2 separate regions of the Homo sapiens genome follow, and region 2 is linked to region 1. The links are chromatin contacts, found by Hi-C or POLR2A ChIA-PET in ENCODE. All regions are on one chromosome and are shown on one strand. Each heading gives the region's core, a stretch centred on a gene start or an enhancer-like site at or near the end of the contact. The rest is flanking DNA. Distances are from core to core; before and after follow the strand shown.

What was found. A loop is a pair of places that touch in the nucleus more often than their neighbours do. ChIA-PET counts read pairs that join two places held with the same protein, here RNA polymerase II (POLR2A). Pooled maps may share reads with other maps.
Region 2: a loop to region 1 is called in a map of dorsolateral prefrontal cortex, with 15 times the contacts of the local background. The contact joins the promoter of ERICH3 here to the promoter of LRRC53 in region 1. A Hi-C loop is called at or near these places in 9 of 168 maps with a recorded cell type or tissue (Caco-2, GM12878, HCT116 and 6 more), 31 of 37 single-sample maps with no recorded cell type and 17 of 50 pooled maps. POLR2A ChIA-PET finds 5 or more read pairs at or near these places in 1 of 52 experiments (OCI-LY7).

What each region holds. Positions count from the first base shown.
Region 1 is chr1:74,509,860-74,515,875 of GRCh38, reverse strand. It overlaps LRRC53 (leucine rich repeat containing 53), which reads left to right and starts at 3,265. Exons shown (of 5, transcript NM_001382280.1): 1 at 3,265-3,350. The region is part of intron 25 of FPGT-TNNI3K (FPGT-TNNI3K readthrough); the gene reads right to left. All of the region lies in intron 23 of TNNI3K (TNNI3 interacting kinase), which reads right to left.
Region 2 is chr1:74,672,286-74,678,268 of GRCh38, reverse strand. ERICH3 (glutamate rich 3) reads left to right here and starts at 4,477. Exons shown (of 15, transcript NM_001002912.5): 1 at 4,477-4,772. The coding sequence starts at 4,750.

The DNA.
Region 1 (6,016 bases), core at 2,016-4,515:
GTATAGTCCTTTTAATAACTAATGATCTCCAGTCTAAAGAAATAGCCAATTTAGGAAGACTAGGCTTCTGAAGAGAAAAACCTCAGATTTCCCTTAGCTTTTATCATACTTATTTTTTGACCTACTTGAATGTCATTGCCAGATTCAGCTTTTAGTTATTTCCATCAGTGTTCAGTCTCCATCCCTCACCTGTTGTGTCTGCCCACCTCAAACCATGATCCCCTTAGTTTGACTACATCGGATGTCAGCCACCTGCCCACCCTGAGTTATGTCTGACCTCAATTACTTGCAATCTCTTCCTGACTTCTGCCCTAATTAGACTTGTGCCTCTTGTAAAACTGGTTGCCAACAGCAACCATCAGAGAAACTTCAGTCAAATAGCACACCCTTTCCTAGTATCATTTCTATATGTATTGGCATGATAAAACGTTAGAATTTCACCTTAACTTTGGTTAACCATATATTTATTTTCTGACAAAGCACCAAAAAATGTCTTTCAAGTCTCATACTGGGTTAGGTGTGGGTTTTCCGCATAGTCCCAAATGATGAAGGAAAAATAACATGACTATGACCCTCAGGAAGGGCACTGACCTAACATTCAGTCTGGAGTTTGTTTTCTTCCTAAGCTCTATGAAGTTATGTCATCCTCTGTATTCATTTCCTAGGGCTGCCATAAGAAAGTTCCAAACACCTGAAGGCTTCAAACAACAGAAATGTATTCTTTCACTGTTATGCAGGTTAAAAGTCCAGAGTCAAGGTGTTGGCAAGGTTGGTTCTTTCTGAAGGAATATTCTGAGGAAAATTCTGTGCCCATGTCCTAGTTTCTGGTGAGGGCTACGATCCTTATATTCCTTGGCTTCTAGGTAGAGCACTTCAGTCCCTGCCTCCATCATCTTCACATGCCATTCTTCTGCGTGTCTTTGTGCTCTTCTTATAAAGACACAAGTCATCTTGAATTAAGGGCCCACCCTACTCCAGTATAAACTCCTATGAACTTCTCACATCTGCAACAACCCTGTTTCCAAATAGGGTCACATTTTGAGGTACCAGGGTCTGAGACTTCAACATATCTTTTTGGGGGATACAATTCAACCCACAATACCCCTTCACATTTTTACCACAGTCTTGATCTTGTTTTTTATCATGAGTTCCAAACAGAATTTCTTATGGTGTCCTAAAAAGAGCACACATGGCTTTGGGATTAGATAGACTGGAGTCAATCCCAGCTTCCCCCCTTACTATCTCAGAAGATGTTTCCTGTTTTGACCAGTTTTCCCATCTTCAAAATGGAGATAATATCTACCTAGCAAATAATTGGGGATATTATATTAATAATATGTGTACTAGTACATAGTAGGTTCTCAATAAATTCTATCAAGACTTTTCTTCTTAAGTGAATAATTGTTAGATAGTAGAGAACAACAGCAATTTCTATTAAAATGGACCTTTTCATTAATGCTCCCCTTTTTACTTAAATGCTTCCTCTCGATAAGGAACTTCTGTGCAAGTGTATACACAATCACACAAATTGCCAAAAGCATCACAAAGCGCTTTCAGCTTGTCAGCTTGTAAGCCTCTGACAAATACATAGAATTGTGTGAAAACGCTTTAAAACAATTGCTCCTAGCATTTTGGTCAGAATGTATTTATTAGACCGTATCTTATACTTGATTGTGAAAATAAACAAGGACATAAATGATCTGGCTTTAAATGCTCTATAAAATCTGCATTACAAGACTCTATGATTCATAAAGGAAGCTTCTATTTTGGTGTGCCTGGGTAAATTTGGCTATGCAAACTTCGAATAGCCTTTGAATTGAAAAACGCAGTTATCGTTTACTGGCTGACAACCTTTTCAAGGGAGAGAGAGGCAGGCACTGTACAACCAAAGATAACTTTACTTAATTAGTTTTTGGAAGATTATTTACTCCCCTTAGTCTATAGAAAAACAAAGGTCTGTCAGCACCAGATGCATCTGAGCTTTGCAGATGCGGTTGTGGCTTCTTGAAATCTTTAAAGATTCATCTAAAATATGCTTTCAGGTCTCCTTTTTGTGAAACTTTGACAGGATAATAGAATTAGATTTGCTGAAATTCACTAAACTGTAAAGTAATGTGTCATCAGCTTCACTTACTTTCCAAAAAATATTTCTCTCTGGTAATGCTCATCAATCTAGCTTTTCAACCCCTAAACATGAAACTCTGAAACAAAAAGGATGACTCCATCAGTTACGCAAGTGACAAGATGTTAAACATTTAACACTCCCACATAGTAGCGCCAGCTGCCTCTGGATGAAGCAGATTTGCTTAGGTTTGGCATAGAGAAAAAAAGGAAGACAAAGAGAAGAAAAATGAAAGGAAGAGGAACTCCTCTTGCAGTGAGAATGCAAAGTTCTCTGCAGATGTGCAGGAGTCTGAAGTGGGATGTGCCTTCTGCACAAACCTTTTCTTCTGAGGGAACATTGCAAAGACAGTCATCATCAGGTTCTCAACTCCTACTACCAGTGCCCCTGCATCCCCAACATTTCATGGACTCACTCTGATAAGAACACCTAGTGCACTGGATTAAAATAATGAAAGGACAGGGACTCAGTAAATTTCCACATCCCGGTATAATTTCTCAATAAATATCAGCTGAATAAACGAACTAGGAAAGCACACGTGGACCTCTGGGTCATTCGGACTCTTTCTCCACAACCATTTCCTCATCTTAGGCACCTACCTCTGCTGTAATCTCAGGCCAGTGAAACAGTATCGACTGAGCAAGCTGTGTGCTAGGTTGATTCTAACAACAGAATCCCTTGACTTTGTTAACAGCCCCAAACTGGCATCAACTTTAAAGAGTCAAGACTATTTTCCTCTTTAAGTGTCTTATCAAGAGGAATGTTAGTGAAAGGGCAAAAGTCGTCTATAGTTTTCCACGGTGAGCCATTTACCCGGATGAGGGACAGAAAAGGCCAGCTTTAGGTGATCACATAGTGACCCCATCATAAGGCTTGTTAACAGAGAAGTTTTCCTTGTAGAGTGAGGCATGCTGCAGGGGGTGCCCATTTTGAAGAATACAGTATGAAGCTCCCAACAGTGAAGACAGAATGGTATAAATAGCAACCCGTCAGTGGTAGGTGTTTGTTCTTTCACTCAGTGGACTTCTGATGAGTAACTACCATGTGCCAGGCGTTATTCCAGGCACTAAAGGATGAAGCCAGGAGGGGGTGGTGTGGGAGTGGAGATGCATATAAAGAGGAATAAGGCATATGGCTGAGATGCTGGACAGTTAACTCAGTAGGTCTCAGATTCATCATCCACCTTTTAATGTAGAGATTCACAAACTACAAGCTGTGAGACCTTTGGGTAAGTTAATTTCTTTCTTTTGGTGTTTTTGTTATGATGGCTGGATTTTTACACCTTTATTTCTCTTTCCTCACCATTTAAAGAGACAGACTTATAAACAGATGATCATGTGGGTGATGTCATCAGTACAGGAATGTCATCAGTGCAGGAATAGTTGAGTGCCATGAGCCACCCTGCAGTGTTGCCTGTTTTGCACAGTTCTAGGGGCCAATCTTGGGTTCAAGGTGGAGCTCTACTGTGTCTATGTCACTCATGTCTCATCTAGATTACCATATTATCCCTAGCTCCATGTTTGAGTCTGTACAATCACTGACAGTAAACACAGCTGCAGAAATCATGCCCCTTTATGGTCCCTCACAGGTTCGAGTCATGCCCCAGGGCTATTTCAATAAAGACTGGTGGCTGCTATATCCAGTCCCATCCAGATCTTTTCATGCTCACTGCCTGAATGAAGAGAAGAGTCTGAGGTCTCAGTGACTGGAAGGGAAGCTGCATGAAGGAAAGCTGCCCTCTTCCTTCCGATTTTCCTTGGGTACTGAACTTACTTGACTCCATGTTCTTTTATTTCTACTTCTATTGACTTTAGATCCTCATCTATAGCTTCTGCTCTACCCACACTCAACCCTTTGCTGTTCCCAAATGTACTGTGCAGGTTCCCACTTTCCTGCCTTTGTCCCTGTTGCTTCCCTTTCCTAGTACACTCTTTCTTCCTTTCTCTGCTTGGTTAACTCTGCCAAACTCAAGTGAAACGGGATGGCTTTTGGGAAGCCTACCTTGACTCTTCTCAGGCTCACAGGGCTTCCTACACATGGCTCAGTACTTATCTTCCTGTGTGTTTCTCTGACCTCCTCCCTTAAACTGTGAATTCCCCCAGGACTGAAGAGATCTCTAATCCATCATTGGGTGTCCAATATTTACTACATGATTCAATATATAAGAGCTGCTTAATAAATGATAGATAAATGCATATCCAATGGAATTAGATCAGTGAAGAGGCTAGCGTAATAGGGAAAATGACACATACATTTGTGTTTTCCACCTGTAAGTAATATATTGTTAATTCTTTAAATAAAGAAAATAAGAGTGAATTACTTGAGGTCAGGAGTTCGAGACCAGGAGTTCGAGGCCAACATGGCAAAACCCTATCTCTACTAAAAATACAAAAATTAGCAGGGTGTAGTGACGTGTGCCTGTAGTCCCAGCTACTCGGGAGCCTGAGGCACGAGAATTGCTTGAACCCGGGAGGCAGAGGTTGTGGTGAGCCGAGATCGCACCATTGCACTCCAGCCTGGGCAATAAGAGCGAAATTCCATCTCGGAAAAAAAAAAAATAGGCCGGGCACGGTAGCTCACGCCTGTAATCCCAGCACTTTGGGAGGCCAAGGCGGATGGATCACCTGAGGTGATCACCAGGAGTTCCAGACCAGCCTGGCCAACATGGTGAAACTCTGTTTCTACTAAAGATACAAACATTAGCTGGGCATGGTGGCAGACGCCTGTAATTCCAGCTACTTGGGAGGCTGAGGCAGGAGAATCACTTGAACCTGGGAGGCAGAGGTTGCAGTGAGCCAAGATCGCACCATTGTACTCCAGCCTGGGGGACAAGAGTGAGACTTCGTCTCAAAAAAGAAAAAAAGCATATTCAGTTTGCTAAAACTCTTTATACAAGAATACAAGACTAGCTATCAAAATACTGGGCCTCTCTGGGTAGGGGCAGACACAGTGCTGTGTACCTAGAGGGAAATCAACACACATTTGTGAGCTAGTTGATTAATTCCATGAACTTTTCAATGCTAGCCATATTTAATTAAACTTTATATACTGTTCAAGATCCTATATATGTCTTTCCCAAAGAGAAACGGAAGTTTATTTAACAAAGTATAACACATAGATCTGGTAGTTGGTAGTTTTGAACAAATTATAGACAAGGTGCTGTTTAATTTAATGAGCAATAATTTTTTAAAAATTCAAGAGATTTGACAATCTCTCAATAATTTTTTTCTCATTTTATTCTTTTTTGAGACGGAGTCTCACTCTGTCACCCAGGCTAGAGTGCAGTGGCGCGATGTCGGCTCTCTGCAAGCTCCACCTCCCGGGTTCAAGCCATTCTCCTGCCTCAGCCTCCTGAGTAGCTGGGACTACAGGCGCCAGGCACCATGCCCGGCTAATATTTTTTGTATTTTTAGTAGAGACGGGGCTTCACCATGTTAGCCAGGATGGTCTCGATCTCCTGACCTCGTGATCTGCCCGCCTCGGCCTCCGAAAGTGCTGGGATTACAGGCGTGAGCCACTGCACCTGGCCTCAGATCTTTTTAAAAGGTGAGAACTGATTGCCCTCTCTACTACTGATCTCAGGAAGTAAAAATCAGGGGGTAAGAAATGTAGTTAAACATCTCTAAGTCATGTTTAAACTCAGAACTGTCTACCTTTTACAAAAGAAATAAAATACCCAAAGAATACACAAGCAATAGAAAATCTGTGACATTGAAATTCAAGCTGGGCGCATAGGCTCACACCTTGGAAAGCAAGCAGATCGCTTGAATTCAGGAATTCAAGACCAGCCTGGGTGACTTGGTGAAACCCTGTCTCTACAAAAAATACAAAAATTAGCCAAGTGCAGTGGCGTATGCCTGTAGTTCCAGCTACTTGGGGAGCTGAGGAGGGAAA
Region 2 (5,983 bases), core at 3,228-5,727, 160 kb before region 1:
CAGTTGACTGTCCCTATTCCAACTGATCAGTTTGCAGATTTGATGCAACTGAAACATAGGGATAGAAAGATCTGGAGACAGCTTGCCTATCCATGTTGTTCAGAACTCTAAATTAGGGATGCACATTTGAGTTAGTCACTCTATTCATTGAATATGCCTGCTTAGCCTTTCCTAGGTCTAATGCCATGCCTCACTAAGTGGATCACTGGAATTAAGCTTATTGTCTTAGTCTGCATGTGCTGCTATAACAGAATATTAGAGACTGGATAATTTATAAAAAATACAAATTCATTTCTCACTGTTCTAGAGGCTGGGAGTCCAAGATCAAAGTACAGGAAGGTTTGGTGTCTGGTGAGGGCTGCTCTGTGCTTCCAAGATGGCACTGGGTTGTTGTGTCCTCTGGAGAGGGGGAAAACTGGGTCTCACAAGCTAAAATGGACAGAAGGCAGTGAACCCACTCTCTCAAGCCCTTTTATAAGGGCCTTATTCCCATCCATGAGGTTTTACTCTCAGGTCTTAATCATGTCCTAAAGACTCACCTGTTAATACTATCTCATTGGTGATTAAATATCAACACATGAATTTTGGGGGACATTCAGACAATGGAAAACAACTTCAGAGCAGTGCACCCCTTATTATCAAAGGTTGGAAGTTAAATTTTGTACATTGGCACTTCATTCTTCAGCCTCTCAATGCGATAGTTTTGAGCAACCCAAGCTAACATTGGGGGATGTAAGGTATTAGGAAACTCGCTTGTAAATTTAACCTCTGCACAATGGAGCATGTCCTGAGGAAATGCTTACCTTATTCGCCTCCTACTGAGGTTTTATATAATGCTGATAAAGAAAGTAGCCCTGGATCACATCAAATCATCATGCTTTAAGGTCCTGACACTCATGGACTGAGATGGGAGTGGTAGCCTTGAAGATCTCCAAAAAGCCTTTGGGATTACATCTGGGGAGAAAGTCTTGGTAACCTGAACTCTGTCTTTCAGGAGAATAATAAACACATGGAAAACTTATTTCTTCAATCTATTCATTAATTTCTTCATTTGCCTATTTATTCAGCACCCCTCTGTGAGAGGCACAGAGCATTTGGTACTGGGAATACAAAGGTGTGGTCCTTGTTCTCAAAGTCCGTGAGGGTAAGTTACGTCTCCAATTGTGGTGATAAGTTAGGCCAGAGGTCAGCAAACTTCTTCTGTAACGGGAAAGATAGCAAGCATTTTAGGTTTCATGGGCCATAAAATCACTCTTGCAACTACTCAACTCTGCCATTGTTACATGAAAGCATAGGTCATTTGAAAAAAAAAAAAATGGGTGTGAGCATATTCTAATAAATCTTTATTTGTGGACATCAAAATGTGAATTTCATATAATTTTCGTGTATCATATAATATTATTCTTCTTTTGATTTTTTCCCAAGCATTTAAAACTGTAGCAGCCATTCTTAGTTTATAGGCTGTACAAAAACAGGCAGTGAATCAGATGTAGTTGGCAAACCATACATTGCCTACCTCTGATCTAAGACATGGTCACTGCTATGGTTTGAATTCGTCCTCCAAACTTCCTTTGTTAGAAACTTAATCTCCAAATTCATATGTTGATAGTATTTGGAAGTGGTGCCTTTGGGAGGTAATTAGGACTAGATAAAGTTATTAAAGTGGAGTCCCCAGTGATGACTCTGGTGGCTTTATAAGAAGAGGAGAGACCTGAGCTGACATGTTCTTGCCCTCTCATCGTGTGATGCTCTCCGCAATGTTATCATGCAGCAAGAAAGCCCCCACCAGATGTGGCCTCTTAACATCAGACTTCACAGCCTCCAGAACTGTAAGAAATAAATTTCTTTGTAAATCACCTTATCTGTGGTATTCTGTTATAGCAACAGAAAACAAATAAGACTGTCACTGATAGTTTAGATCTGTGATTCCTAAGTCCAGCTGCTGTTCACCCTGAATGAAGATCCAATCAACACTGTAGGTGTAATCCTTATCTCCCCGCTGCCCTTCTACTTCTCTCAATCTCCTGACCCTGACTCTCACTCCACAGGTCTTTCTATAAAACTGAAATCTTTTTATAAATTTATGATACTTCTGGGGACATCTGGGGACTTTTTTTTTCCTATGAGAAAGTGAAAAGGACTCCAGTGACTATTTGGTCTTGAAACAGTTTAATTTAGTTTTTTTCTTTATTCCCTTTCCCTATCTCCATTCTAGAAATTAACATAGAAACTCATTCTGGCTAAATTCCCAATACATTTTCACAGTGAGCATTTTCTGAAGTGAAAATTAGTAGCTTCCTTGCAGTTTTCATCAGGAATGTGAAATTGTGGAGCTCACAGGGGTGGAGAACTCAAACCCCATTTATGAATTAATACATGCTGTTGAGGGTACCTCACTGTCTGCAGAGTGCTGGCGAATCTTTTCTACAGAATCCTGAGTATCTAAATAGTATATTTTAATTTCCCTTCTCATTGAACCAGTGAGAAAATACCATTTTCTATTTGCAAAAATGAATTTTGTAACAACTAGTATCTATATAAGATTACATTATTTACACCATCCTTAGGGATTGGCAGCACCTGGGGCAAGTTACAGTGTATCTTTCTAGTTCCTCCTCCTCCTTCCCCAGTCCCGATTTTTATCCAGGTGAAATCTAGTTACAGTGAGCATTAAGGGCAACCTCAAATGGAAACCAATGTTAGTGGGGATAGACATACGGTAGGGGACACGGGGAGATGACCTCTGCCTTAGTCTAGCTCTGGCCAGTTGGGCTCTGAAGCAGCCTTGAATCCTTCAGTCTCAGGACCTAAGCTATTGGGCTAGCATCATATTTTTTTTTTTTTCTTGGAATGGCTCTGGTCACTCAGGTCCAAAACCTGTAATGGTATAGAATATCTGGCTTCTCTGGCAATTTATAGGGGCCACGGAAAAGTAAATCAACTTGTAATTGTTAAAGGCATTTGTAGGCTGAAATCAGATAGATCTGGATTTGAATCCTAGTTTTTCCCATTGGAAGCCACTGTAGATGTCAGAAAAAATAACTAATTTCTTTATGTATTAGTTTTGATAGCTATGAAATGGAGAAAAAAACCTGTCTCATAAAATGAAGATGAGGATTAAATGAGATAGTAAATGCTCAATAAAAGGCTGAGGAGAGCATTTAGTAACAACTCGTTACAAATGCCACCACTCAAGAGTTTCCTTTTTTCCCTTCACTCATGCTGCAAACATTTATTAAACTGTTGCTTCCTTCTGAGAATATAGAAAAATGGAATAGATGTACAAAATGAAATGGAGGAGCTTGCATTTGAGTAGAAAAGGCAGCATCTACTTCAGCAAGTGTTATACAGGGGGTAAGCACAAAACAGGCATATCCCAGCCGAGTGGCCCCCTGAGGCCAGAGTCATTAGCACACCTGAGGATGTCAAAGAGGAAGTGTTTAAGCTAAGTGTTACAGGATGAATAGAAGTTTTCCAAGTAGTCAAGGGTGAAAGTATGTTTCCACTAGAGGGATAGCGCAAGAGTTTGGTTTTGCTAGAGTTTAAGGTAGTGGAGAAAGTGGTCACACAGGCTCGGGAAAGACACTGGGGCCAGGTGATGAGGGCCCCTGAATGTCACACTAAGGAGTTTGAACTCTGTCATACTCAGTGGGTCTTTACCACGTGAGGAAAAGCAGAATGACGTTAATGAGGTGATGCTCTTCCCACCTCTAAATGTGGCTGACCCAGAATAGAGACCCTAGAAAGCTCAGTCACCACTGATGCGTCCAACCCTTCACTTATACATGAGGAACCTGAGGCCAGAGATCAAGTCATTCTGCAAAACACCTGACCAAGCATGAACAAAACAAGAATAGGTTATCTAAGTCTAGTGCTTAAACTTCCTCCACATTCAGATCCTCCTTTAAATCCAGGCTGCTTCATCTAAGCCCTGCATTCCATGTACTGGATTCCAATGTAAGTACTGTTTCTGGGTGCTTTACTGAATAACTGCGTCTCCCCCATCTTCTGAAAGCCAGCTCTGTCAGCCCTGCCCACTGGAAGTGGGGACCTCAGCTAGGAAGAAGGATAGGGGTTTTCCAAGGAGAAAATGAGTCGATTGTAATGCCTTACAGATGCAGAAACAAATTCAAAACCCAAAACAGATTGAGAGACGTCCTTCTTTCCCTCAAATTTGCAATCGCTGTTTTAGCACTGGAAACCACCGCATCACGCAGTAGCTGCTCCCTGCTCTTATTACCCTCAGCCGCTACCCAGTCCTTCCTTCCCCAGGGCCTAGCAGGAAGCACGCCAGCCAAAATGTGTGGGTGTGCCTGTGTGTGTGCACGAGTGTGTTTGTGTTTTCATGTTACAGATACCTGGGGAACTCGCGCCCTAGAGCAACAGAGCAGGGGCTTGCTTGGGTCTCCTCCCTATCAGGGCCCAGAAAAAGGGGTAGAAGCTGGCTTCACTTCCAGCTTCCGCAGGCTCGGTTCCAGTAGCGCCTCCGCTTCTCCAGACCCTGGGCGCTTGCCTCTCTCCTCCCTTAGCAACAGGGAAGCTGTGGATACCAACGGAGGGTGGGAGCCCGGGAGGCTGCGGGTAGCCCGGGCGCCCAGGGGCGGCGGCGGCCCAGCCCAGGTGCCCGCGCACAGGGGACCTCGGTGCGGAGCCACCCCTCGAGCGCGACTGTCGCAGCGCCAGCGCGCACGGGGCCCCACGCACCCACCCTCCGCACCTGCCGCGGGGTCCAAAAGGGATCCTGCAAAAATGAGCCATTCTCACCCCGCTGGGTAAGTGACAACTGGAGCTTTTCCACGCTGTGGCAGGTGGCGGCTTCAGCCAGCTGCCCCTCCTCCTCCCTCCTGCTGCGGAGGGAAGGGGCGAGAGGGGAGCGAGGGGGAGGGCTGGGGAGAGGAAAATATATACGAATTCTGGGTTGCAGCGAGGATGGCAGAAATCCCAGGCATCATGTCTCCTCCCTCCCCTTCTTCGTTTCTTTCACCCACGTTCGCCCCTTTTGAAATTTTCACCCTGGAAGGATTAAAAAATGGAAGTGAAAAACGCATACATTAAGCAAGGACCTTCGCTGGGATCAAGAAGATCCTGTGGTGTGGAACATGTGTGTTTAGATGCAAAAGAAGAGGTTACCAAAATAAGAATTCGTTTGGAGATTTGAGAATGAGAGATGCATTCTCACCTTAGCTTACATATAAGCGAGGTGTGAGTTCATTCAGTATTGAAAGATGTTTCATTGGGAAAAGGGGGTATTATTTCAGGGATTTTTTTCTGCCCAATCTCAAAAGGACCATAAGGGTCTTTAAAAAGTATTTTAATAAAGGAAGGTTATATGGCACAGGAAAAGAGAGGGAGGAGTTGTGTGCCTGTGTATTTACTCATGATCTTCAGTTGCTTTAGGTAGGTGAACCCCTTAGATAACCTATTTTGGCAATTTTCAATGTATTCTAGAAAGAACACCGTCATTATTGGCTGTTGCAAAAAAAAAAAGTTTCTTTTTTTATTGGAAGGGAGAATATCCAATTTCCTCCTGAATTAAACAATGTAATGCATATTAGACGATTTTTTATTATGATACATCTAGTAAGAAGATAAATATCCTAGTCAATCTTGCAATTAAATTGAAGGCACTTTCCTTTTTAATTGCATTTATTGCACATTTTTAGGAGCAGCAAATTAGCAGAGGACAACATATTTGAGATCATTTGGAGTTTGTGATGTTTGAAGTACCACATTAGTCGTTGTGTTGGAACTTATACCCAAACTTCAAGATTTTACTTTTTAATGAATTCTCTGAGTGTAATGGCGTAAATGAAAATGTTTGAAAAAACTAAAGCCATATAAGGTGCCACGTTGGAAATCAGTTTCAGAACTTTTAGAAAAGTGATATAGCTATGATTACATAAACTTTTTGTTTTATCTCAAGTTGAATTTAATTTAGGTACTTTTTAACATTTTGATGCTGAACTCCTGTGCAATTTTTAGT